Linked DNA regions of Homo sapiens: region 2 is linked to region 1. Evidence: read pairs that join two places in POLR2A ChIA-PET (ENCODE). Cell type or tissue: PC-9. All regions are shown on one strand. Links, peaks and the distances in the headings refer to the core of each region. The heading gives the core; the rest is flanking DNA.

Region 1 (10,947 bases), core at 1,469-9,468:
GACTCAAATTCAGCTTCCATAGGTGCAATGGGAGTGGTGGGGTTGGAAAGCTGGAAACACAGGGTGTGGTCACTGCTTGGGAACTTACTCAACAGTCAGTGCTTACTTTGTTGCACGTTCACAAAAAATCTGGGAGGCAGATGCTGTCACTATCCTTCCCACTTGAGACATGCAGAAGCTGAGGCCAGAGAGTTCACTTGCTCAAGTCCCATAGCACCAACATTTGAACCCAGGCAGTCTGGTCCCAGGGTCTGTGCTCCTGACCATGGTAAAAGTGGAAATTTGTTGTCTGAAGTTAGGGGCCAGATACTGAAAATGTTTCTCAAACATTGTAGAAGTCAAACAAACTCACCTGCAGGTAGACTGGACCCAGTTTGTATCTTCTGCTGTAAGGGACTGCCTCCTGGGAGACCAAAGGGAAGGGGAGAACAGGGAGGAGCAGGGAAGGAGCCACCCTAGAGACTGGAGGGGCCACGAGTTGCCCTAGACAGGAGGGAAGAACTGAAGCTCCTCCTTCTGCACCTTGTCCTGCAGGAGGTGGCTGATGCCCTGGGAGGGGGTGCGGACCCAGAAACCAACTCGACCAGCAACAGCAGCCACTCAGCCTGGGACCTGGGCAGCGCCTTCTTTTTCTCAGGGACCATCATCACCACCATCGGTGGGGGAGGGGATTGGCATGTGGGGGGCGGCAAGGAGCTTCCTCATGGGGGAAGGTGCAGGGAGACGGAGGGGTCCCAGGTGGCCCCTAGACTTCCTGCATCGCCCCTCTGCCCAGGCTATGGCAATGTGGCCCTGCGCACAGATGCCGGGCGCCTCTTCTGCATCTTTTATGCGCTGGTGGGGATTCCGCTGTTTGGGATCCTACTGGCAGGGGTCGGGGACCGGCTGGGCTCCTCCCTGCGCCATGGCATCGGTCACATTGAAGCCATCTTCTTGGTGAGCTGCTCCATGCCCTGCCTGCCCTTGTGCTGGGCTCCGGCTACCCTTCCCCATGTCCCTGGCACATGAGCGCGCCCCCAAAGACCATAAGCCTCTCCCACAGGCTCCTGGGGGCGGGAGTGGGGAGTATGGGAGTGGGGATTGTTGGTGTCTCCTGGGTCCTGCCTACTGCCCCATCCCGCAGAAGTGGCACGTGCCACCGGAGCTAGTAAGAGTGCTGTCGGCGATGCTTTTCCTGCTGATCGGCTGCCTGCTCTTTGTCCTCACGCCCACGTTCGTGTTCTGCTATATGGAGGACTGGAGCAAGCTGGAGGCCATCTACTTTGTCATAGTGACGCTTACCACCGTGGGCTTTGGCGACTATGTGGCCGGTGAGGCCGCCCTTCTTGTGCTGCACTTTCCCATCTACTTTATTCCTGATCAGGGGCTCTGCACTCCTGCCTTTCCCTCCAGATCCCATGTGGTTGCTCTAACCCCTGCATCCATCATGGAATGCACCATCACAGCCTTGCACACACACCAGCGCCTTATGCACACTCACATTCTTATATGCTTGAGTCCCATGCATGCTCACACATATATTAAATGCACCCCTCGCATGTGTCACATTCTTGCACGGGAGCGCCCCTTCTTGCATGCTTTTATCTTGCACACTTTCAACTCATGCACACCACTCATTTTCCTGCCTGCACTCACACACTCAAGCACATACCCATTGCCCTAGGGAGGGCAGGTCCTCTCCAGGAACTGGGAGGGGGGCACTGAACCAGAGCTCACAGGCTTGCCCCACAATCCAATTCTTTCTACCTTCCCTGGTGGTATCCCAGGCGCGGACCCCAGGCAGGACTCCCCGGCCTATCAGCCGCTGGTGTGGTTCTGGATCCTGCTCGGCCTGGCTTACTTCGCCTCAGTGCTCACCACCATCGGGAACTGGCTGCGAGTAGTGTCCCGCCGCACTCGGGCAGAGGTAGGCGCCCCAGGGTTGGCACTGTGCCTGCGCACTGTGGTGCAAATGTGCTGTTCCCTAGCAGGGGGTTGATCAGGCTGTCTCCTATCCAGGGCGTGGGCTCCTGAGGCAGGGGCTGAGTGAGCCTCTGTGTGTGCCCCGCAGGGAACAGAGGGGTATAAGTTTGTGGGTACCTTCACCACCTCTTCCTTCATGGGTAGGATTGCCGGATTTAGCAAATAAAAATGCAGAAAGCCAGCACAGGCAACATGGTGAGATCCCGCCTCTAGAAAAGGCACAAAAATTAGCCCTGCGTGGTGGTGTGTGCCTGTAGTCCCAGCTACTCGGGAGGCTGAGATGGGAGGATCGCTTGAGCCAGGGGAGGTCGAGGCAGCAGTGGGTCATGATTGCACCACTGCACTCCAGCCTGGGTGACAGAGTAAGCCCTGGTCTCAAACAAACAAACATTAACAACAACAACAAAAACAAAACTCAGTTAAATTTGAATTCCAAATAAATAAAATTTTATTATGGCGGGGGGCAGTGGCTCATGCTTGTAATCCGAGCATTTTGGGAGGCTGAGGCGGGTGGATCACGAGGTCAGGAGTTCGAGACCAGCCTGGCCAACACAGTGAAACCCCGTCTCTACTAAAAATACAAAAATTACCTGGACGTGGTGGCGGGCGCCTGTAATCCAAGCTACTTGGAGGGCTGAGGCAGGAGAATCGCTTGAACCGGGGAGGCAGAGGTTGCAGTGAGCTGAAATCACACCACTGCACCCCAGCCGGGATGACAGAGCTAGACTTGTCTCAAAAAAAGAAGAAAAAAAAAAAAAAAAAAAAAAAGCATGTCCCAAATATTGCACGAGATATATTTATACTAAAATTTTATTTGTTGTTTCTCTGAAATTCACATTTAGCCAGGCGATTTGTATTTTGCCACCCTGCTGGGAGCACCCAGTGGAGGAGCCCTTCCATCCTTGGGGCTGGCTGAGGCTGGAGGACCAGGCAGAAAAGAGGGTTGGGGTTTGATCCCTGCTGGTGAAGGGGCAGGTTCCCGGGGGGTCGCGGAGGGGGTCTAGACCTCTAGTCGAGGGCTGCTTTCCCTCTCCGTGCAGATGGGCGGCCTCACGGCTCAGGCTGCCAGCTGGACTGGCACGGTGACAGCGCGCGTGACCCAGCGAGCCGGGCCCGCCGCCCCGCCGCCGGAGAAGGAGCAGCCACTGCTGCCTCCACCGCCCTGTCCAGCGCAGCCGCTGGGCAGGCCCCGATCCCCTTCGCCCCCCGAGAAGGCTCAGCCGCCTTCCCCGCCCACGGCCTCGGCCCTGGATTATCCCAGCGAGAACCTGGCCTTCATCGACGAGTCCTCGGATACGCAGAGCGAGCGCGGCTGCCCGCTGCCCCGCGCGCCGAGAGGTCGCCGCCGCCCAAATCCCCCCAGGAAGCCCGTGCGGCCCCGCGGCCCCGGGCGTCCCCGAGACAAAGGCGTGCCGGTGTAGGGGCAGGATCCCTGGCCGGGCCTCTCAAGGGCTTCGTTTCTGCTCTCCCCGGCATGCCTGGCTTGTTTGACCAAAGAGCCCTCTTTCCACGAGACTGAAGTCTGGGGAGGAGGCTACAGTTGCCTCTCCGCCTCCTCCCTGGCCCCGGCCCTTCCCTCACTTCCATCCATCTCTAGACCCCCCCAAGGCTTTCTGTGTCGCTGCCCCGGGCGGGTGTATCCCTCACAGCACCTCACGACTGTGCCTCAAAGCCTGCATCAATAAATGAAAACGGTCTGCACCGCTGCGGGCGTGACGCTCCCGGACGCGAGTGGGTGTGGAATTGCTTTCCTCGGGCCACCGTGGGGGCACCTCTGGCCTCCCGTGACCCCCAGGCCGAGGGTCCCCGGGCACCCAGGTCGGTCAAGTCTCGGCCCTCTCAGGCCCGCGTCTCTGCCTGGAGGAGACTGTGTAGGGTCCGGCGTGGGGATCAGCCAGGATGGGCTGCGCGTCTCCAGCCTCTGCACACACATTGGCGGGTGGGGTGCAGGGAGGGAGAGGCAGGGGAGAGAGAATGGCATCTCGCGTGGAGGGCTGTCGTTTGAACTCTCCCAGCGCGAGAGACCCTGCCCCGCCCCCTTCCTGGAGCGTTGACTCCCTTCTCGTCTCGAGGCCTGTGGCGTCTGGGTCCGTTGGGGCAGAACCATGGAGGAAAAGCCTTCGAAAGTAAGACGTCTCCCTAGGCCCCTTACCCTGTCCGCTCCAACCCACCCTTGGTCCGACTCGGGCCCCTGGCGCTATTTCTTACTCAGCCTTGGCTGCCCGCAGCCCCCACCCAACCCCACGTTCTACGGGATCCCCAACCCGGCCCGGCTCAGTTCCCCAGCCCGCTCTTCCTTCCCGCTCCAGCCATCCGCGACCCTTGGCTCCCTCCTTGTATGTGGCCCACAGGTGTCGCTCAAGTCTTCCGACCGCCAAGGCTCGGACGAGGAGAGCGTGCATAGCGACACTCGGGACCTGTGGACCACGACCACGCTGTCCCAGGCACAGCTGAACATGCCGCTGTCCGAGGTCTGCGAGGGCTTCGACGAGGAGGGCCGCAACATTAGCAAGACCCGCGGGTGGCACAGCCCGGGGCGGGGCTCGTTGGACGAGGGGTACAAGGCCAGCCACAAGCCGGAGGAACTGGACGAGCACGCGCTGGTGGAGCTGGAGTTGCACCGCGGCAGCTCCATGGAAATCAATCTGGGGGAGAAGGACACTGCATCCCAGATCGAGGCCGGTCAGTGTGGCCTCGCCAGGCCGTGGGCACCCGCAGGGCAATAAGCTGGCCAGGGACTCAATTTCTGGAGCTGTAAAATGGGGGGAAGCTGATGGGATCCAAGTTTCTAGGATTCTCTGGGAGAGGCGCCCGCGCCAATCTTTCGCCCTTTAAATCCGCCAGGCATTCTTGGAGCGCCCCCTCCCGGGCAGGCGTTGTAACAGGCCTTTCGGTCGTGACGCGCAGAGTCCGGGGAAGGACGCACCAAATAAATTGCGCAAAGACCCCGTGGTAGGACCTGCGGGGTTTTTTTGTTTTGTTTGTTTTGTTTTGTTTTGTTTTTGAGACAGGATCTCACTCTGTCGCCCAGGCTGGATGGAGTGCAGTGGTGCGATTATAGCTCACTGCAGTTCAAGTGATCCTCCCGCCTCCCACTTTTTTTTTTTTTTTTTTTTTTGAGACGGAGTCTCGCTGTGTCGCCCAGACTGGAGTGCAATGGCACGATCTCTGCTCGCTGCAACCTCCGCCTCCCGAGTAGCTGGGATTACAGGCGCGCGCCACCACGTGCGGCTAATTTTTGTATTTTTAGTAGAGACGGAGTTTCACCATGTTGGCCAGGCTGGTCTCGAACTCCTGACCTCAAGTGATCCGCCGGCCTCGGCCTCCCAAAGTGCTGGAATTACAGGCTTGAGTCACTGCGCCCGGCCTTTGTTTTTTAGAGATGACGTCCTGCTTTGTCACCCAGGCTGGAGTGCAGTGTTGTGATCATAGCTCACTACAGCCTCAAACTCCTAGGCTCAAGGTATCCTCCAACCTCAGCCACCCCCACCACCCCGAGCTGGGAGGACAGGCCGGCACCATCCTGCTCAGCTAATTTTTTATTTTTTGTAGAGAAAATTTCGACATGTTGCCCCAGCTGGTCTCAAACTCCTGGGCTCAAGTGATCCTCCTGCTTCGGCTTCCCAAAGTATTGGGATTACAAGTGTGAGCCACCATGCCCGGCGAGACCTGTGTTTTTAATGGAATCATCCCACCAGTTGCAAGAGTTAACTCCTTGTCTTATGATTTGCGCTGGTTGAGGAGGTGTACGTCTTTCCATTAGTCAGTTGCTGGTTACAATTTCTAAGCCCCTACTACGTGCTGGGCACTGTCTGGCACCCCCTCAAACTACTTCATCAGAGAGTAAGAACCAATAACAGTATAACAATGGTTACATATTGAGCACTTGCTGTGTGCCAGGCACGGGGCTTCCCCTGGATTGTCACCTTCAAACTTCACAACCTCCATAAAGAGCTATTTATTTTTTATTTATTTATTTTTATTATATTTTTTGAGACGGGGTCTCACTCTGTCGCCCAGGCTGGAGTGCAGTGGTGCCATCTCGGCTCACTGCAAGCTCTGCCTCCCAGGTTCACACCATTCTCCTGCCTCAGCCTCTGGAGTGGCTGGGACTACAGGCGCCTGCCAGCACGCCCGGCTAATTTTTTGTATTTTTAGTAGAGACAGCGTTTCACCTTGTTAGCCAGGATGGTCTCAATCTCCTGACCTCGTGATCCGCCCACCTCGGCCTCCCAAAGTGCTGGGATTACAGGCGTGAGCCAACCGCGCTCGGCTATTTATTTTTGAGTCAGATTCTCACTCTGTTGCCCATGCTGGAGTGCAATGGTGCGATCTTGGCTCACTGCAACTTCCGCCTCCCCGGTTCAAGCAATTCTCCTGCCTCAGCCTCCTGAGTAGCTGGGATTACAGGTGCCTGCCACTATGCCTGGCTAATTTTTGTATTTTTAGTAGAGACGGTGTTTCACCATATTGGCCAGGCTGGTCTTGAACTCCTGATCTTGTGATCTGCCCACCTTGGCCTCCCGAAGTGCCTGGATTACAGGCGTGAGCCACCACTTGGCCAAGAGCCAAGAGCTGTTCTTTTTTTTTTTTTTTTTTTTAGTTTTTTTTTGAGACAGAGTCTCACTTCTTCACCCAGGCTGGAGTGCAGATGTACGATCTCGGCTCAGTGCAAGCTCCGCCTCCCTGGTTCAAGTGATTCTCCTGCCTCAGCCTCCCGAGTAGCTGGGATTACAGGCACTTGCCAGCAAGCCCGGCTAATTTTTGTATTTTTAGTAGAGACGGGGGTTTCACCATGTTGGCCAGGTTGGTCTCGAACTCCTGACCTTGTGATCCGCCCACATTGGCCTCCCAAAGTGCTAGGATTACAGGCATGAGCCACCGTGCCCGGCCAAGAGCTGTTCTTATTACCCCATTTTACTGATGAAGAACTTGAGGGTCAGAGAGTGTCAGTCACTGGTCCTAAGTGTCACACTGTGGGGCAGTCATTACTGGAACCATGTGGGTGGGGCTCTAAAGCCCAGGGTTGTAACCTCTGTCCCATGCTGACCCCAAGGCTGCACCAGGAGCTGGTCTCTGAAGGCCATTCCCTCTCACAAGGTGCCTACCCATCTCCTGTGCTCCAGGGAAGGCCCAGGAGTCTGCGGATGACTAACCCTTTTTTCTCTTCTCCCAGAAAAGTCTTCCTCAATGTCATCACTCAATATTGCGAAGCACATGCCCCATCGAGCCTACTGGGCAGAGCAGCAGAGCAGGGTTGGAGGGGCTGGGGAGACTGGGCGTTTCGGTGGGGTAGGGGATAGGCAAATTGGGGGTTGATAGGATATGAAAGTTGGGGGTGGTTGGCAGGGTGGAGGGGCAGGCAGGCTGGTTGGGGGTTTGGGGGCCACAGGGAGGAGGTGGGGGCATTTCAGCTGTGGGCAGAGATGAAGTACCTGGACGCCTAAGCCTCTTGCTGCTTCTCCAGCTGCCACTGCCCCTGATGGAACTCATGGAGAATGAAGCTCTGGAAATCCTCACCAAAGCCCTCCGGAGTAAGCTCCCCGCCAACCCCCAAGAACTCCCACGACAGATTCTGGTGGATTTTGCAGGGCTGGGGCCCAGGGGGGTGGGGTTTCAGGGTGCCTTATGTCTTGTCAGATGCCCTTGGCACTCACAAGTATTCCAAGGGCCCCATAAAAGTTAAAAGCTGAGGGACTGGGCACAGGAAGACCCAGTGGGGGACATGTGGTGATGGGCAGAGGCCTGGGCTCCAGGCTGAGTGCAGCCCCTCTCCAGCTGAGGGAGGCTTTTCTGTGGCTGTTTCTCCACCTGCACAGTGGGATGACCGCCTTGGTGTGGCCTCGACTGCCTCTGGTTGGGGAGTTGTGAGGAGCCTTTGGACAGTGGATTATGTGGGTGAACTTTTGCTGCTGTGGTAGGAAAGCCCAGCGGTGATAAAGGGCCAGCTGATGGCTTAGAGTGGGTGGCTGGTCCAGAAGGTGGGCAAACTGCTCGCTACCACCGCCCTAGTTCAGGCCTGCAACCTCTTCCCTAGCCTTGACCTCATCCATCCTCCACCTTAACACTCAGCACCCTTAGAGATGCAAAGTTCCCCAGGCTAACACAGACCTGAGTGCCCTGCGCTACTGCTACCTCGAATCATCTGCGGTTCCTCGAATCACACATGCGGCGCCCCCTGGTGGGGAGACCTTTCGGTTGCTCACTGCCCTGAGCCGAGCTCTGCCCTCCTCCTAGGCTACCAGTTAGGGATCGGCAGGGACCACTTCCTGACTAAGGAGCTGCAGCGATACATCGAAGGGCTCAAGAAGCGCCGGAGCAAGAGGCTGTACGTGAATTAAAAACGCCACCTTGGGCTCGAGCAGCGACCCGAACCAGCCCCGTGCCAGCCCGGTCCCCAGACCCAAGCCTGACCCCATCCGAGTGGAATTTGAGTCCTAAAGAAATAAAAGAGTCGATGCATGGTCCGTGAGTCAGTGCAGGACAGCCCGCGTGAGGCGGACGCACGTGGCCCCGCCCTTCCCCGTGACCTTCATTCGGTCACCGCAGTGACCTTCATTCGGTCACCGCAGTGACCTTGAGCTTTCTCCGTCCGGGCCCTATCGGCCCTACCTTCCGGGACTCGCAATCCAGGACTTATTGCATGTTTTAAGTCGGCTTCACCCACCCCGAGTTCCGCAGCTCTGTGGGGCTACTGGGTCTACGGTTCGAGTGCTCAGTTGGTGTCGCTTTGGGGGAAGGGGGTAGGGGGAACGGGGCAGCACCTCCCTCCTCGCGACGGCGCGCTAGGCTCCGCCCCTCAAGCATAGGTAGCAGGTCCAGCCTCTCCGCTCGTCCCGCCCTTGCGTTTTCATCTGTAAGTGGTCTCTTGGCTCCGCGACTGCAGCCTGCACCGCCTCGCCCACTCCTCTCGCGCGCAGCAAGCCCCGCCTCCTCCGTTACGAAAGAGCGCTTCTGGCCCCACTTGCTCTCGGCTCTATTGTCCCCGCCCTCCGCGTCTCCGGCCCCGCCCCTCCCAGGGGCCGCGTACGCATGTGCGCCGCAGTGGCTCGGCGGGCTGCGGGGCGGGACCTGCACGAAGGCCCGCCCACTGGCGCTGCCGGCTCCGCCCCGACTCGTCCGGGCGCGCAGGCGCCGCCCGCCCCGCTGGTCTGATTAGCATAGGACCCCGGGCCCCGCCCCCTGCTTTGCATGCGCACGGCCGGCCCCACCCCCGCTGTCAGCTGGAGGAAGCGGAGTAGGAAGCGGCCGCGATGTCCTTTTGTGTCCTACAAGCAGCCGGCGGCGCCGCCGAGTGAGGGGACGCGGCGCGGTGGGGCGGCGCGGCCCGAGGAGGCGGCGGAGGAGGGGCCGCCCGCGGCCCCCGGCTCACTCCGGCACTCCGGGCCGCTCGGCCCCCATGCCTGCCCGACCGCGCTGCCGGAGCCCCAGGTCCGGGGGCGGAGGGGAGCGCTGCCGCGGGGGTGGGCGGGCGGGGCGCGGGGGCCATGTGCGAGCGCGGCAGGGAGGCGGGCGGGGCGGGCTGCAGGCGGGGTCCGACTCTGGGGCCAGTCCGGGCCACGGTTGGGACCCAGTCGAGGGTCGGACTGGTCAGGGTTCAGGCGGGATCCGGCGTCCGAGTCCTGGTGGGCCGGCCTGGGGCAGGATCTGGCTCTGGCTGCGGGTCCTGACTCGGGTCAGGGTTGGGCCTCCGATCCAGCCCGCTCCGGGGCAGGGTTCAATCCCGCATTTGCCGAAGTCCCTGGGGCTGGCCGGGGTGGAAGACGGGGAGGGCTCTATGTCTGGGAAGGGGCTCTGAAGACCACGTGGGGGCGCTCGAAGGGGCCTGGGGCCACCCTCCTCTCTGGGTCAAAGGTCATCGCACCGGCAGGGGAGAACTTCCTCCTCCTTGGCTCTCCCCACTTACTTCCTGATAACCTGGTAGAGGTCTCCCGCGGGCGGGGAGGGGGAGGCGTAGCAACTTTAGGCAACTTCCCAAAGGTGTGCGCAGGTTGGGGGCGGGACGCGGCGCCCCGGGAGGTGGCGGCCTCTGCGACAGCGGGAGTATAAGAGTGGACCTGCAGGCTGGTCGCGAGGAGGTGGAGCGGCGCCCGCCGTGTGCCTGGGACCGGCATGCTGGGGCAGGAGGGCAGCCGCGTGTCAGGTGTGAAAAGCTCTGGAGGTGTTTTCATGAGTCCGTGCCTGTGCGTGTGGATGTGGGGAGACCTAGTGAGAGTGTGTGTGATCATGAGCCTTGACTGAGTTCGTGGATGGGGTGTGCGCTCCAGGAGAAGTGTGTGAGCACAAGTGTGAGCAGGAGTGAGCACGGGTTTGGGAAGGCCGGTGCAAGTGTGAAAGCCCTCAGCAGAGAGCGAGCCTGCGTGGGCTTGTGGGGCTCCTGAGCACCCCGGTGAGTGGAGTGTGTGAACTCGGTGTGAGCACGTCCACTGGCCTTGGGTCTGCTCTCCAATGCAGAATACCCAGATGAGGGCAGGGTCTCAGAGGTCCCCCCAACATCTGGAGAAAACTGGGAAGTATCCTGCTCCTGGCTAGGGATTCCAGGTGGGGTTGAAGGTTGCCTGGGGGCTACGGTTACCCTGCTCCCTGGCCTGGGTGGGAGTAGGGGCTTTCTAAGCCTCCCCCAGGTTCCCAAGGGGGAGACCTGCTGTCAGTTACTGGCCCTGAAGACTCTGTTTCCATGGCAACAGCTAGGAGGGGGCAGTGTTCCTGGGCAGTCCTTCCTTGGACTCTGCCCCCCTTCTTCCCCACTTGCTGGGCTTGGAAGCCTGGCCCTAGGCCCGAGGTTGGGCAACCCGTGTGGCAGGGTGTCTCCCATCCCCCATACCAGTGCTTTCCTGCGAACCTATGGGTCTCTCCGTGCAGGTGACCAGCGCCATGTCCAGCCAGGTGGTGGGCATTGAGCCTCTCTACATCAAGGCAGAGCCGGCCAGCCCTGACAGTCCAAAGGGTTCCTCGGAGACAGAGACCGAGCCTCCTGTGGCCCTG
Region 2 (15,843 bases), core at 4,714-12,713, 360 kb before region 1:
TATTCCTTCAGCTAACATTTACTGAGTGTGTGCTTTACACCAGGCACCAAGCTGGTGCCAAATTTAGCACATAAAAATACAAGACGGCTGGGCATGGTGGCTCATGCCTGTAATCCCAGCACTTTGGGAGGCCAAGGCGAGGGCATCACTTAAGATCAGGAGTTTGAGACCAGCCTGACCAACATGGTGAAACCTTGTCTCTACTAAAAATACAAAAATTAGCCAGGTGTGGTGGTGCACGCCTGTAATCCCAGCTACTCGGGAGGCTGAGGCAGGAGAATAGCTTGAACTTGGCAGGGGGAGGTTGCAGTGGGCCAGGATGGTGCCACTGCACTCCAGCCTGGAGACAGAACAAGACTCTCTCTCAAATTATTTTATTTTATTATTTTATTTTTTTTTTCCTCCCAGGTTCAAGCGATTCTCCTGCCTCATCCTCCTGAGTAGCTGGGATTATAGATGCCCACCACCACGCCCGGCTAATTTTTGTATTTTTAGTAGAGACAGGGTTTCACCATGTTGGCCAGGCTGGTCTTAAACTCTTGACCTCATGTGATCCACGTGCCTCAGCCTCCCAAAGTGCTGGGATTACAGGCGTGAGCCACTGTGCCTGGCCAGTTAAATTTAAATTTCAGATAAATGGTAGTCGGGCGTGGTGGTGCGCAGCTGTAATCCTACCTACTTGGGAGGCTGAGGCAGGAGAATCACTTAAACCCAGGAGGCAGAGGTTGCAGTGAGTCGAGATCGTGCCACTGCACTGCACTCCAGCAGAGTGCTACAGAGCGAGACCCTGTCTAAAAAATAAATAAATAAAACAGAAAATAAATTTCAGATAAACAGTGAGTTTCAGTTTGTCCCACTTATGGAATCTGGCAACCCTAACAGCAGAAAGGCACAGTCACCCACTGCAGGGAGCACAGGATGCCACATGGAGCAGCGGCCCTGGCCAAGCGGGCAGGGGTGGAACAACCATACAGAGTTTAGAGCCGCAGAAGGCCTTTAACTGACCAACCAGATGTGGGTTTTAGAAAAACAGGGGCGTGTGGTGTCACAGGAGCCAAGGGAAGAACAGTGTTTCAAGGAAGAGGGAGGGAATAACAGAGCTACATGTTGCAGGAAGGGCCGGAAAGATGAGGCTGAGACAGGGAAGCACAGTTGGAGTTAGCAAAACTGCTGGAGGCACCAGGAGGGAGGCGTAGGTTGCAGGGGACAGCAGCCAAGCTGCAGGGGTTGAGGAGTGAGAGGAATGAGAAGCTAAGGAAGGAGACACAGGGTAGGCTGTTGCCTCTACAAGCTTTTTGTGTGTGTGTGTGTGTTTGTTTGTTGTTGTTGTTTTTGTCACCCAGGCTGCAGTGCAGTGGCGAGATCTCGGCTCACTGCAACCTCCGCCTCCTGGGTTCAAGTGATTCTCCTGCCTCAGCCTCCTGAGTAGCTGGGATTACAAGTGTGCGTCACCACTCCTGGCTAATTTTTTTTGTATTTTTGGTAGAGGTGGGGTTTTGCCGTGTTGGCCAGGTGGTCTCAAACTCCTGACCTCAAGTGATCACCTGCCTCAGCCTCCTAAAGTGCTGGGATTATAGGCGTAAGCCACCACCCCTGGCCTCCACAAGCTTTTGAGTAGGGAAGAGAGGCCCCCTAGGGCGGGCAGGAGCCAGGAAGGAGCACAAGCGAAGGAGGCCTGGGGAAAGAGGTTCACAGCCGGGAGGGACCCTGAGGGGCCTTAGCGTTTGACACTCTAGGTGGACCTGGCCTTGGGTGGCAGGAGGAGAAGTGTAAATTCAGATTCTTCTGGGGAAGTCCGGGGACTCTCAGCTGCCCACTCATCACACAGTGCGATGACTGCCCTCCCCAAACGTGCTCTCCTTCTCTGGCAGGAGCTGTCTCCCAAGCTGTTCCTCCGCACAGAAGGCAAAGCGGAGCACATGGCGGCCCCCGTGCCTTGGCTGAATGAAGGAGTGAATGAATACTTGGGAGCGGCTGCGGGCCATAGAGGGAGAAGAGGGCAAAGCCTGGAGATTGGGAGTGGCTGTGTCTGAGGCATAGGGAGGAAGAGGCAGCGGAGGAGGGAGGAGCCAGGGAGTCCAGGGGCCTCGGAGAGATGAGGGAGACAGAGTCCCTTGCCGGAGAGGTCGGAGCCGAGTGTGGAGAAGGGGTGCTTCAGCCCCCTGCGTGGGGGTTGGAGAGAAGGGTAAATGAGGCAGCGTAGAAAGCCTGGTCAATGTGGGTGCGGCGGGAGGGATGCGATGCCAGGGAGGGGAGAAGGGGACACATACTTTTTTTTTTTTTTTGAGATAGAGTCTTGCTCTATTGCCCAGGCTGGAGTGCGGTGGTGCAATATCGGCTCACTGCAACCTCCGCCTGTAGGGTTCAAGCGATTCTCCTGCCTCAGCCTCCCAGGTAGCTGGGACTACAGGTGTGCGTCACTACGTCTGGCTAATTTTTTTTTTTTTTTAGATGGAGTCTCGCTTTGTTGCCCAGGCTGGAGTGCGGTGGTGCGATCTCTGCTCACTGCAACCTCTGTCTCCCAGGTTCAAGCAATTCTCTGCCTCAGCCTCCTGAGTAGCCGGGATTACAGGCGCCCGCCACCAGGCCGGGCTAATTTTTGTATTTTTAGTAGAGACGGGGTTTCACCCTTTTTTTTTTTTTTTTTTGAGATGGAGTCTCCCTCTATTGCCCAGGCTGGAGTGCAGTGGCTCAATCTTGGCCCACTGCAACCTCTGCCTTTTGGGTTCAAGCGATTCTCCTGCTTCAGCCTCCTGAGTAGCTGGGACTATAGGCACCTGCCACCAGGCCCAGCTACTTTTTGTATTTTTAGTAGAGATGGGATTTCACCATATTGGCCAGGCTAGTCTCGAATCCACCCTTGTGATCCACCAGCCTCGGCGTCCCAAAGTGCTGAGATTACGGGCATGAGCCACTGCGCCTGGCCTAACTTTTATACTTTTGGTAGAGACGGGGTTTCACCATGTTGCCCAGGCTGGTCTCAAACTCCTGGCCTCAGGCAATCCACCTTCCTCAGCCTCCCAAAGTGCTGGGATTACAGGTGTGAGCCACCGCGTCTGGCCACTTTGATATACTTTTGTATGGGTGTATGGGGTTCCATTCCTGCCCCAGGCCTTGCCATCCATCCCATCTTATTTAATTCTCACAACCACCCCTAGAAGAAGATTTTACTGAAGATGAAGATGATTGCTACTGGTGGTCTCACTTTACAAATAAGGAAACTGAGTCTCAGAGATAGTAGGCAGCTTGCCTAAAGTCACAAGGCCAACAAGTAGCAGAAAGGAGATTTAAACACAGGTTGGTCCAACTCCAGAGCAGGCTCTGTCCACCACCCCACAAGAACAAGGAAGCCCTGAGCAGGAGAGATGGCCCATAATCAGGGCAGGCCTCAGACAGAAGGATGCTGCCTTGGGGCAGAAATAGGGCACTGGGCCTTTTCGGGCCTCTTGGGTGGCCTGGATGATGTCACCTCCCCCAAGGACTACTGGGCTCACCTCCCAGGCCTTGCCTGGTTTCCAGCAAATTCCAGCAGGCTGGGGGAGCAGGGAGCAAACCCAAGAGTGGGGCATGGCAGAAGGGACAGGGCACAGGGGATGGTGGTGGCAGTCATCTGTGCACTGAAACAGCTGACCATGAAGTTCCCTGTAGGTAAGGAGACCAGAAAAACCAAAACACAGTGGGGACTGTGCCGAGGTGGGGGTGGAGTCTCATCCCTCACCTTATCCACTCCCTCACACCGCCCTGGCTCTGCAAATCCTTTTCTGTCAGTTGAAATTTCCTTGCCTAGGCTGGGTGCGGTGGCTCACGCCTGTAATCCCAACACTTTGGGAGGCTGTGGTGGGTGGATCATGAGGTCAGGAGTTCGAGACCAGCCTGACCAATATGGTGAAACCCTGTCTCTACTAAAGATACAAAAATTAGCCAGACACAGTGGCACATGCCTATAGTCCCAGCTACTCAGGAGGCTGAGGCAGGATAATCGCTGAACCCGGGAGGGGAGGTTGCAGTGAGCCGATATTGCACCACTGCACTCCAGCCTGGGCATCAGAGCGAGACTCCGTCTCAAAAAAGACAAGACAAGAAAAGAAATTTCTAGGCCGGGCGTGGTGGCTCATGCCTGTAATCCCAGCACTTTGGGAGGCTGAGGCGGGTGGATCACGAGATCAGGAGTTCAATACCAGCCTGGCCAAGATGGTGAAACCCTGTCTCTACTAAAAATACAAAAACATTAGCCAGGCATGGTGGCGGGTGCCTGTAATCCCAGCTACTGGGAAGGCTGAGGCAGAGAATTGCTTGAACCCAGGAGACGGAGGTTGCAGTGAGCCAAGATTGTGCCACTGCACTGCACTCCAGCCTGGCGACAGAGCGAGACTCTGTCTCAAAAAAAAAAAAAAAAAAAGAAATTTCCTTGCCTCCTCTTCCTTCTTCAAAGATAAGCTTGGATATCCCTTCTTCCCAGCTGGCTACCCTCCTCCCACTCTCAGCTCCCTCTCCTGGTCCCTAGAGGGCTGGCAACCACAACAAATTTCCTGACCACACAATAGGGCTGTCAGGCCAAAGATTCACTCATTCCAGTCTAACTGCATTCCCTCCACGGCCTCATCCAGTCTCACAGCTTTTTTTTTTCTTTTTGTGGTAGAGACAGGGTCTCGCTATGTTGCACAAGCTGGTCTTGAGCTCCTGAGCTCAAGGGACCCGTCTACCTCAGCCTCCCAAAGTGCTGGGATTACAGGCGTGAGCCACCACACTCGGCCTCAGTCTCACAGTTTTATTAATTTATTTATTTTAAAAAATCAAATTTGATTTTGTCTTTTCTATTTATTTTATTATTATTATTATTATTGAGAGGGAGTCTCGTTCTGTTACCCAGGCTGAAGTGCAGTGGCGCAGTCTCAGCTCACTGCAACCTCCGCCTCCTGGGTTCAAGCGATTCTTCTGCCTCAGTCTCCCGAGTAGCTGAGATTACAGGTGCCTGCCACCATGGCCAGCTAAGGTTTTTTTGTACTTTAGTAGAGACGGGGTTTTACCATGTTGGTCAGACTGGTTTCAAACTCCTGACCTCAAACGATCTGTCTGCCTCAGCCTCCCTAAGTGTTGGGATTACAGGCGTGAGCCACCATGCCCGGCCAGTCTCACAGCTTTAAATATTATCTATTCACCGACTGTGCTGAAATTGTTATCTCCAGCGTGGACCCCTCTCCTGAGTTCAACTCTGACTACCCCACGTCTCCACCAGAACGTCTAAAAAGCACTCAGACCTGATGTGGCCAAAACAGAATCCTGATCTTCCCTATACTCAAGCCAGCTCCTTTCAAAGTCATCCACATCTCAATTGAAGCCACTCCATTTTTCTAGCAGCTCAGGCTAAGTAGCTTGGCTCTGATCCTTCCCTCACACCCCACACCAAATCTGCAAGTCCTGTAGGCTCTACCTTCAATGCCCTTCTCCCACCTCTGCCGCTGCTCAACCGTGGAGGCTTCATCTGTTGCCTTGATTATAGCAGTGGCCTCTGGACACTGTCCTTCTTTTTTTTTTTTTTTTTTTTTTTGAGACAGAGTCTTGCTCTGTCGCCCAGACTGGAGTGCAGTGGCCTGATCTCGGCTCACTGCAAACTTCGCCTCCCATGTTCAAGCAATTCTCCTGCCTCAGCCTCTCGAGTAGCTGGGATTATAGGCACCTGCCATCACGCCTGGCTAGTTTTTGTATTTTTAGTGGAGATGGGGTTTCACTATGTTGGCCAGGCTGGTCTCAAACTCCTGACCTCAAGTGATCTGCCTGTCTCAGCCTCCCAAAGTGCAGGGATTACAGGCATGAGCCACCACCTTGCCCAGCCTGGACTGTCCTTCCTTTGACCTTGTCCCTACATTCTCATCTCAACCCAGAAGCCAGGGTGGTTCTAGGACCTCCTCTGCCTGCAATGCCCTTTCCCCAGACGTCCTCATTACTTGCTCCCTCACCTTCAGATCTTGACTCAAGTATCACCTCATGTTTGCCTTTCCTGAGCATCCTAGTTAAAACTATAAATCTCTCTCTTTTTTTTTTTTTTGAGATGGAGTTTCATTCTTGTTGCCCAGGCTGGAGTACGACGGTACAATCTTGGCTCACTGCAACCTTTGACTCCCCACTTCAAGTGATTCTCCTGCTTCAGCCTCCCGAGTAGCTGGGATTACAGGCATGTGCCACCACACCCAGCTAATTTTGTATTTTTAGTAGAGACAGGGTTTCTCCATGTTGGTCAGGCTAGTCTTGAACTCCTGACCTCAGGTAATCCTCCCGCCTTGGCCTCCCAAAGTGCTGGGATTACAGTCGTGAGCCACCGTGCCCGGCCTTTTTTATTTATTTTATTTTATTTTATTTTATTTTATTTTATTTTATTTTTCGAGACAGAGTCTCGCTCTGTTGCCCAGGCTGGAGTGCAGTGGCACGATCCTGGCTCACTGCAAGCTCCGCCTTCCGGTTCATGCCATTCTCCTGCCTCAGTCTCCCGAGTAGCTGGGACTACAGGCGCCTGCCACCATGCCCGGCTAATTTTTTTGTATTTTTAGTAGAGATGGGGTTTCATGGTGTTAGCCAGGATGGTCTCGATCTCCTGACCTCGTGATCTGCCTGCCTCGGCCTCCCAAAGTGCTGGGATTACAGGTGTGAGCCACTGCGCCAAGCTTTTATTTATTTTATTTTTTTTTGAGACCGAGTCTGGCTCTGTTACCCAGGCTGGAGTTCAGTGGCGCTATCGGCTCACTGCAACCTTCACCTCCCGGGCTCAAGCAATCCTCTAACCTCAGCCTCCAGAGTAGCTGGGACCACAAGTACACGCCACCACGCCTGGCTAATTTTTTTTTATTTTTAAATTTTTTTGCAGAGACAGGATCTTACTCTGTTGCCCAGGCTGGTCTCAAAGTCGTGAGCTCAAGCAGTCCGCCCATCTCAGCCTCCTAAAGTGTTGGGATTACAGGTGTGAGGCACTGCGCCAGGCCACAACTATAAATCTTGACCTTCCCTGTGCTCTCTCCCTGCTTTTTCTTCCTTCTAGAGCCTGTATCATTTTTTTTTTTTTTTGAGACTCTCTCTGTCGCCCAGGCTGGAGTGCAGTGGCACAATCTCGGCTCACTGCAAGCTCCGCCTCCCGGGTTCACGCCATTCTCCTGCCTCAGCCTCCCGAGTAGCTGGGACTACAGGTGCCCGCCACCCTGCCCGGCTAATTTTTTGTATTTTTTTAGTAGAGACGGGGTTTCGCTGTGTTAGCCAGGATGGTCTCGATCTCCTGACCTCGTGATCCGCCCGCCTCTACCTCCCAAAGTGCTGGGATTACAGGCGTGAGCCACCGCGCCCGGCCGAGCCTGTATCATTTAACTAACTATGTATATTACCTATTTATTTCATCTATTATCGGTCTCCTCCTTCTAGGATACAAGGGTGGTGCCTATTCTGTTTCTTATTGTTGTTTTCCTTGCTGCTTGGAACAGTGCCTAGCATACAGTAGGCACTGGATAAATGTTGTTGAGGCCACCACTGTACTGAGCACTAAAGTTGGAATAATGAGGCTAAGCACAGTGGCTGACGCCTGTAATCCTAGCACTTTGGGAGGCCAAAGTGGGAGGATCGCTTGGGCCCAGGAGTTTGGGACCAGTCTGTGTAACACAGTGAGACCCCATCTCAACAAAAAATAAATAAAAATTGAGCTGCGTATGGTAGTGCACACCTGTAGTCCCAGCTACTCAGGAGGCTGAGGCGGGAGGATCGCTTGAGCCCAGGAGGTCGAGGCTGCAGTGAGCTGTGATTGCACCACTGCACTCCAGCCTGGGCGACCGCGAGACCCTGTCTCTTAAAAAAACAAAAAGATGGAATAATGAGCAAAACCTGAAAAAGTCCATGAAGCTTAAGTGTTGGGCAGCATTTCACTAATTTTCGTCTTGAAGCATTTCACTAATTTTCGCTCCCTACCTGGGGAGCACTAGGAAGTGAAGACTCTGGCTCCACCCCTGGAGATTCTGGGGGAGGTTGGCAGAGGTGTGCACACTGCGGAAGCGCCCCCGGCGGTTTGGATTCGGGTCACGTGCGGGTCACTCCGGTGTGCTGGGGATGGGTTGAAATTAAAACTTTCCGGGATGCCTGGTGTTCACGCTAACAGCACTGTCCACTCTCTCCTAAACAGTGCTTACGTGCCCGTCTCCCCTCTAAACCCTGAGGTGTGGCGCTGAGATGGCACCTCGCTCCTCTCTGTGCCCCCTGGGCTCAGCACCGCGTAGATGCGAGTTAATTTTTATTGAGAACGTGAATGAATGAGGGGGAATGAATGGTTAGAAGACGAATGAATGAGTAACAGGACTCTGGTTAGAAAAGGAATTTCAAGAGTCAAGATCTGGAAGGTGGGAAAGTTTCCAAAGACTTCCGCTACGCGCGCTAGGGCTCTGGAGGGGCAGGTACTTTAGAGGTCGAGACGCGATTGGCCGCCTGGGAAGGTGGCTGTGCCGCCGGCTGCTACGCGCGGGGCCAAGGAGTCGCTGGCCGCAGGGGAGGTGCTGCCAACCACCCGGCCCCCAGCGGCGCGCGACTCACGGCCTGGGTGAGCAGCCAGGCCTGGCGCCGCCGTTGCCATAGTTACAGACGCAGCCCTGCGAGGGGGCGGGCTCTGGCCGCACGTCATTCCCGGCGCGACGCTCCTCCGCGCTCCCGCCTCCTCCTGGTCGGAGACCCTCGGCCAGCCTAGCGGGCGCTCCACCTGCGCGCCGGCTCACCGCTGCCCTGCGCCGGTTCTGCGCCGGCGCGGTACGAGGGCGCGCGGTTGGGCGGGGGGGGGGGGGGAAGCTGCGAGGCGCATGCGCGTTGCAGGGCCGTCCGCTCTGCTGCCGCCGCTGTTGCAGCCACCGCCGTTGCCGCCTCCCTGCCGGCAAGTGTGTGAAGAAGAAGCTGAGCGTTGTCGCCGCCGCTATGGGGGTGAGTGAGGCAGAGAGAGGAGATGGGAGGTCCAGGGGCGCTCCTCGCTACCCTCGCCCCCTTTGTTCTTAAACCCCCCTCTCACGTGACCCCGACCCCCTCCAGCCTCACGTGACCCCTGACCCCCACATGACCCGACTCCCCCATTCTAAGGGTCCCTACGCTAGGCCTAGCCCGGGAATCCTCTGGAGAGCCCCTGGTCCGGGGCCCCACCCCCTCGGCGCCCCCAGCGTCACGCCCGCCCCTTCCTGCTTCGCGGACCCGTTACTGGCCTCCCCACCACCGTCCCCCGCGGGGACCCTGGGGTTAGCTTCCCGCTCCCCCAGGGTCACTCATCACCTGGCTGTCACCAGCTTCGTCGCTTTTCACATCCGAGGTCAACCCTGGCTTGGAGGGAATTGAGGCCCAGAGGAAAGAAGGCGCCTAGCCAAGGTCATATTGTCGGGGGCGTCAGACCCCACCTTGGGCCTCCCGAATCCCAGTCCACTGCCCTTCCCGTTACTCGAGTCTCAGCGAAGCCGGTTCCCCTACACTCTTTCGAAACCTCTCCACCAGGTTCCTGCTGCTCCTGATAAACACAGCCTTCCTTTCCCATAGACTCCTGCCTTCGACGCCTCCTGGTTGCAATGAAATGGTTCTTACGACCGCTTGGGTTGTTAGGGGTTTTGGTAGTGCAGGTGTTTTTTGCAAGGGGAGGGCTGTGCAGGTGTGCGGGGAAGATGCGGGGAGGCGGGGGCGGCGGCCCAGCCGCGGATGGATATTGACCACTTGTTCCGTGCCGGCAGCCTGGAGGTGCATTTTAGTTTACTTTCCCGGGATATAGGGTAGGGCAGAAGTTATTTGCAAGTTTCTGTGCGTTCACCTTACTAAGTCTCAATTACAGCAGTATCAGTCACCCTCCTAAAAAGATAACGCTTTTCCTAGTATTGGCTGTATTCTTTTTTTTTTTTTTTTTTTTTTTTTTTGATATGGAGTTTTGCTCTTGTCGCCGAAGCTGGAGTGCAATGGCGCGATCTCGGCTCACTGCATCCTCCTTCTTCTGGGTTCAAGCGGTTCTCCTGCCTCAGCCTCCCCAGCAGCTGGGATTACAGGCGCCCGCTACTATGCCCGGCTCATTTTTGTATTTTTAGTAGAGACAGGGTTTCACCACGTTGGCCAGGCTGGTCTCGAACTCCTGACCTCGTGATTCACCCGCCTAGGCCTCCCAAAGTGCTGGGATTACAGGCGTGAGCCACCACACAGGCCTATATTAGTATTTACATGGAATTTCCATCACCTTAAGGGAACCCTGACTTTGGAGCCCGAGGTACCTCACTTCCAGCCCCGTCTTCGCTGCTGGTGGTATAATAGTGTGCCAGTGAGTTGGCCTTTATGTGTTTGAATTTCCTCACCTCTGTAATTGGGATGCTAATACCTCCCCCTTAGGGTAGTAGTGAAGATTAAGTGAGATAATGGATGTAGATTGCTAAGGAGGTGTCTCCTAAGTAGTGGCTGTTATTTTTGTCTGTATCCTCAGCCTTAACTTTACTGATCTAAAATGGATTTGTGCTATTTTTAACCCATTGGGTTTGTCCCTACTGTTGTTAACCTAGTTTTTTTTTTTCCCGTCACTCCACTATTTATCGACTGAACAAATCAACTTATTAGACAAAAATAGTTGTCTAATCCGTGTCAAAACAGTCATCGTGTTTTAACAAATAGTTTTGGGTATTACGTACTTCATATGTAGAAAACCAAGTCTAGAGACCTTAGGCATATTTAACCTAAATTTTGGTGAAAGGTCCTAGACACAGCCATTGTTGAAACTAAATGAAACCTGTGTCCCTTAGTAACTGTCTAACCAGAAGCAGCCACTGCGGATTAAGCAGAAAACAAGAAGTGTAACATGCCGTTCTAGTTCAACACTTCCTCGTTGGTTGGACTGAAATAGCAGGCCCTCAACACCATAAGACAGGGTGAAGGAAAAAAGAAATATGCCCCAGAGATTCTGCGATCCTTGCTTCCTTTAGGGCCTCAATCTTATACTTTACAGATGTGTTTCTCACATGAGACCCTACAAAGTCTCTTCTGGCCTAAAATTGACAGTAAGAGAGACTTGAATTCTCCTCCCTGAAACAGCTGGAACCGTCTCATCACCCTCATTCCACAACTGTGGGTGCTGGGGAAGTCATCATTCCTTGTAGTTACCCTGTGGCAGAGCCTGGCCTCAGGCTGAGTGAGGCTTCAGATGGAGCGCTTTCTCTTCAGTTGCCACACACGTGTCCTAGTTGCCACATTTGTGTCATCTTTCAGGAGTTAGAATTTATATTTCTCTTGCTTCACCAAAAACAGATTCTTTTTGGATATTGGATAGTATATGGGGTAGAGACATTGATACTGAAAATCTAAGAGATGCCAAATTCTTTTTCTGAAAAGTGGCTCCTCCTCCCATCTGGATGTTTCTTTTCTTTTCTTTTCCTTTTTTTTTTAGACAGAGTTGTGCTCTTTTTGCCCAGGCTGGAGTGCAGTGGCACAATCTCAGCTCACTGCAATCTCTGCCTCCCAGGCTCAAGTGATTCTCCTGCCTCAGCCTCCCGAGTAGCTGGAATTACAGGTATTAACCATCATGCCTGGCTACTTTTTTCTGTTTTTAGTAGAGACGGGGTTTCACCATGTTGGCTAGGCTGGTCTTGAACTCCTGACCTCAGGTAATCCACCCACCTCCGCCTCCCAAAGTGCTGGGGTTATAGGCATGAGCCACCGCGCCCAGCCTGGGTGTGTTTTTTTTAATTTGTCTTTATGACCCCTTCCAGTCGTAGAACTGTGTGTGGAGTTACTTTTTCAATGGGAATAGTAAGGGGAAGAGTTTTACACTGCACATGGAAACATTTATGTAACACTTTATAACAAAAAATGCCATATACATGTGATTGTGACATGGTGGAAGGAGCATGACTTTAGGGTTCAAACGTGGATTTGGATCTTGGATGATTCATTCAGCAGATGTGAACTGAGTATCTGCTGTTTGGTGAGCACTGGGTGAACATAGCCAGATAAAGCGGATCTACCCTCACCTCATGGGGAGAGTTGGAGGGAGTGGGAGGAAGAGACCGCTTTGAGAACTCTCCTCACCGCCTCTGTGACCCTGCAAGTTCCTTAACTCTCTGTGCCTCAGGTTTCTCATCAAAGAAGTAGTCACACCTACCATGCTGGGTTGTGAAAAGTAAAATAGATCACCTTTATTAAAGCACCGGCAGAAGATCTGAGGGAGGTCTTTGTAAACAGAAGTCCCCTCCTGCGACTGTTGGTGTAGACATTGCGAGCCCCATTTTATGGAGAAGAAAACTGAGAGAGAAATTTTGAGCAACTTGCTGAAAAGAGCTTAAGTAACTTGCCTGAAGTCACGCAGCTAGTAAGTGAAAGAGCTGAGAATCAAATCCAGGTCTTTTGATTCAAAATCCCGCACTCTCTTTTTTTGTACAAAGCTCCCTTGGAAAAGACACTTAACCACAGTGAGCTTTACTGTTCACTGTGCTTATTATCCATTTTAATTAGGAGCATTTTCCTGTGTCCCTGTAGGACAGCCTTACTTCCACAAGGCAGGGGCAAAGCTAATTGGAACAGTAGGAGACCACTTTTCCTAGTGCGGCCCCTCCCTGCCTGTCTGGCCCAGCTGGCTGCACCCTGCCTTCTGCCCCATGGGCAGGCAGCGGAGCTCGTAAGGGGTTCTTGAGTTATTGCGGTCTCAGGCCATGGCAGCTCCAGGCCTTGCTCTGAGGATTGCCAGGTCTACATGAATGAGCCCACAAATCTACTAGAGGCCCGGCTGGCCCTCCTGCTGCTTGTTCTTGGGAATTACTGCTCATGCTTAGAAGTGAGATGGAGGGAACCCAGGCTTCAGTGCTTTCTGGGTTCTGGGCGTTACCCTTGCCCTCCAGCACCTTTGATCCCTGAGCCCTGTATAAGAGAACAAGCATGTAGGGTGGAGTAAGGGAGCTTGTACCTGCACTGAAGGTGTGCTGGCTTCTAACCTGCCCTTACAGCTCCAAGAGGCCAACATTTGTACCCCCATCTTCATGGAGATGGAGTTGCTTTCATAAGTCATTCTGGGGGTGTCAGGAAGAGCATAGGCCCAATCTGATTGACGCCAAAGCTCATGCTCTTCTGCCCCATGGTGCAGCCCTGGACACCTTCCATCCGACGCTTCTCTGTCCCTCACCTCTGCCTCAGTGCAGAGGGTAGGGTGTATAGCGGCACTGTGTTGGCACGCTGTTACCAAACCAGCCAGGCAATGAGAAAGGAGTTGCCGAGTGGTTGCTGAGGGCTTCTGAAGCCCAGGCCTTATCGTGGCAGGGTGCAAGAATCTTTGTTGATGACCAAGTGGAAGTCCACTATGCAGGACATAGGCGCCTCAGTAGGGGACAGTGTGGCCAGTGGAACAAACATGATCTGCAGCCCATCCCTGGGATTGAGTCTCCCCTCTGCCCTTTATTCACTGCAGAACTGAGTGGTCACATTGTCTCTTCAAGGCTCAGTTTCCTATTGTGTAAAGGGAAGTGATAGTTTCTGCCCTGATAATTGAAACCATAACCTAGGCCGGGTGTGGTGGCTCACACCTGTAATCCCAGCACTTTGGGAGGCCAAGACAGGAGGATCGCTTGAGCTCAGGAGTTTGAGACTAGCCTGGGCAACATAGTGAGACTCCCCCATCTCTAAAAAAAATAAAGAAAAAAAAAGAAACATAATGTTTGTAAAGGTACTTTGCAAGCTTTATCTCTGTGTTGTCTTGAAATCTAAATTTCCAGAGAAAAAGATGAATGCTCTAAACCTGTCCATGGTAGAGGGAGGCTAGTTCTGTTCCAGGAGTCCAGCCTTATGAAGACAGTCTATTCTCTATTTTGTTCCTTCCTCTAGGGAGGTAAGATATGAGATCTTGCCTGTGTTCCACAGCGCTCAGCCATGAGATAATTAATAGCTGGTGTTGGTAGAGTTTGTGGCTATAAGAACAATCCCTGTGAGTTCCTGGTATCTGAACTCCTTTCTTCTTGGTTGATTAAAGTAGGAGGTAAGCAGTGTCATTCCTTGGAAAATAGTGGGTAGAACTGATTCTGAGAACTTCCCCAGCATCTGGTTTTTCAACTCATGCAGAAGGTTAATCGCTCTGAGTGTCCTTTCCTGGGGCCAGTCCGTGTCAGGGCTAGATGTAATTGGGAGTTGTCAAACCTCTCCAGAGAGCTCAGGGAAAGGAGGGGTGTTGGGGGGGAGGTGTCAAAAGAGGCTGCTCTATTGGTAAAAAGCAGAGCCAACTTACCAGTGCCTTTGGGATGCCTTCTGGGGACCAGCTGGGTGGTGCATGCAGTCTGCATGCCTGTGCTCTCTTGTTGTCCTGGGGAGAGAGAATGAGAATAGCCTTTTATTGAACACATACCATATTAACCCTCATAAGGACCCTCAGTCATCAAGCCAGGGGAGGCTCAGAGAAGTGCTGTGCCTCGTCCTAGCACTGCAGAGGGTGGAGAGCAGGAAGAGGCTTTGGACAGCCCTGGCGCAGTGGCTCACGCCTGTAATCCCAGCACTTTGTGAGGCTGAGGCAGGCGGATTACTTGAGGTCAGGAGTTAGTGACCAGCCTGGCCAACTTGGTGAAACCCCGTCACTACTAAAAATACAAAAATCAGCTGGACATGGTGGTGCGCTCCTGTAATCCCAGCTACTTGGGAGGCTGAGGCAGGAGAATCGCTTGAACCCAGGAGGCAGAGGCTGCCGTGAACCGAGATCTCACCACTGCATTCCAGCTTGGGTGAAAGAGTGAGACTCCATCTCAAAAAAAAAAAAAAAAGAAGAGAAAAAAGGAGGTTTTGGATGAGGCCTGCCAGGTGTCAGAGCCTGGCTCTTGCCGTGTGTTACCTGGCTTTTCACAATAGGGTGAGTGGGTCTTAGGCCTGAGAGAATCTCACGTCGGCCTCAAAACAGGACCTGATCTAGAAGCAGCTGTGGGCAATTTGCCATTCGCTGCTCTATGCCAGGAGAATCCCCACTTGCTGCTCCTCTGCTGCCCTGCTGCTGACTGTGTGCCTGCAGCTTCGTCTTGCTGGCCATGTGTCATCTGTGTCCTGAGGTGAACCCTTTGGGCCCCTGCCCTCTGCCCTGTCACTGGGTGTGCCCTGTCACTCGTTGGCCTTAACTGAGCAGGGCTTCTGGGAATGGCTCTGTGTCCTTGAGTCCGAACACGGTGGCCCCCACTTGAAATGAGACCCGGCTCCCACAGGAGCTGTGGCCAACCAGATCTTTGTCTCCCAAAGCTGGAAGACACCGAAAAGGCTTTGAATAAACTTAGGAACAGCCATCAACGGCTACCTTAGATGCTGTCTCCTCCCTGAAGCGGTCTTCAGTGTGTCTAAAGTTGGGTGTTCCCTCCTTAGGAGGGAGCGGGTGAGTGAATATTTACTAAGTGCCTGCTGGGGGCTGGCCTGCTGTAGGCGTTGTCAGCTGTTTCGCTGGGTCCCCACAGTGTCTGTGTCAGGACGGCCAGTGCTCTTTCTGAAGGGAAGCTGAGAAGTCTGGTGACCTCTGAGGACTCCCCACTACAAAATGACCTGCTTGGGTCTTTCCGCCCCTCCAAATGTGTGGCAGCAGAGGTGGGAAATTTCTCACTGCTGGGCCAGGCCTGTGGATGCAGGGCCCTTCGATTCCTTAAAGGGAAAGTCAGTGCTTGATTGGCCACAGCCATTCCAGCTAACGTTGCTTTTCCCTGTTGCAGAGAAAGTCAAGCAAAGCCAAGGAGAAGAAGCAGAAGCGGTTGGAGGAGCGAGCAGCCATGGATGCCGTTTGTGCCAAAGTGGACGCTGCCAACAGGGTGATTCTCCCTTTCTTCCCAGTCCCTGCCTCCTGGGACTTCAGCTTGGTTTATAATTTGACTTATTTTGTCTCCA

Evidence for each region. ChIA-PET counts read pairs that join two places held together with the same protein. Peaks named below come from ENCODE experiments on the same cell type or tissue, not always from the same donor. Only the 100,000 strongest peaks of a DNase experiment are listed, where the experiment ranks them.
Region 2: POLR2A ChIA-PET joins it to region 1 with 10 read pairs; 2 of 35 experiments call an interaction of 5 or more read pairs at or near these places.

What each region holds. Positions count from the first base shown.
Region 1 is chr11:64,296,344-64,307,290 of GRCh38, forward strand. It overlaps KCNK4 (potassium two pore domain channel subfamily K member 4), which reads left to right. Exons shown (of 7, transcript NM_033310.3): 3 at 535-658; 4 at 776-936; 5 at 1,124-1,310; 6 at 1,767-1,906; 7 at 3,003-3,688. The coding sequence ends at 3,383. CATSPERZ (catsper channel auxiliary subunit zeta) reads left to right here and starts at 4,015. Exons shown (of 5, transcript NM_001039496.2): 1 at 4,015-4,088; 2 at 4,314-4,644; 3 at 7,139-7,218; 4 at 7,430-7,496; 5 at 8,200-8,427. The coding sequence starts at 4,068. The coding sequence ends at 8,303. It overlaps ESRRA (estrogen related receptor alpha), which reads left to right and starts at 9,181. Exons shown (of 7, transcript NM_004451.5): 1 at 9,181-9,393; 2 at 10,825-10,947. The coding sequence starts at 10,837. It overlaps KCNK4-CATSPERZ (KCNK4-CATSPERZ readthrough (NMD candidate)), which reads left to right. Exons shown (of 11, transcript NR_133662.1): 3 at 535-658; 4 at 776-936; 5 at 1,124-1,310; 6 at 1,767-1,906; 7 at 3,003-4,088; 8 at 4,314-4,644; 9 at 7,139-7,218; 10 at 7,430-7,496; 11 at 8,200-8,426. RefSeq lists enhancers at 2,915-3,909, 9,808-9,877 and a silencer at 8,888-9,397. In PC-9, for the core only: CTCF peaks have their summits at 4,816 (motif pointing left), 8,175 (motif pointing left) and 8,374; DNase peaks (open chromatin) are centred at 4,848, 8,168 and 8,878; H3K4me3 peaks cover 2,537 bases; H3K27ac peaks cover 730 bases; H3K27me3 peaks cover 657 bases.
Region 2 is chr11:63,930,169-63,946,011 of GRCh38, forward strand. It overlaps NAA40 (N-alpha-acetyltransferase 40, NatD catalytic subunit), which reads left to right and starts at 8,834. Exons shown (of 8, transcript NM_024771.4): 1 at 8,834-8,934; 2 at 15,672-15,767. The coding sequence starts at 8,929. RefSeq lists enhancers at 7,837-8,337, 8,576-8,715, 14,875-15,804 and silencers at 8,436-8,485, 8,746-8,825, 8,755-8,940. In PC-9, for the core only: a CTCF peak has its summit at 8,026; DNase peaks (open chromatin) are centred at 8,043 and 8,533; H3K4me3 peaks cover 2,423 bases; H3K27ac peaks cover 2,039 bases.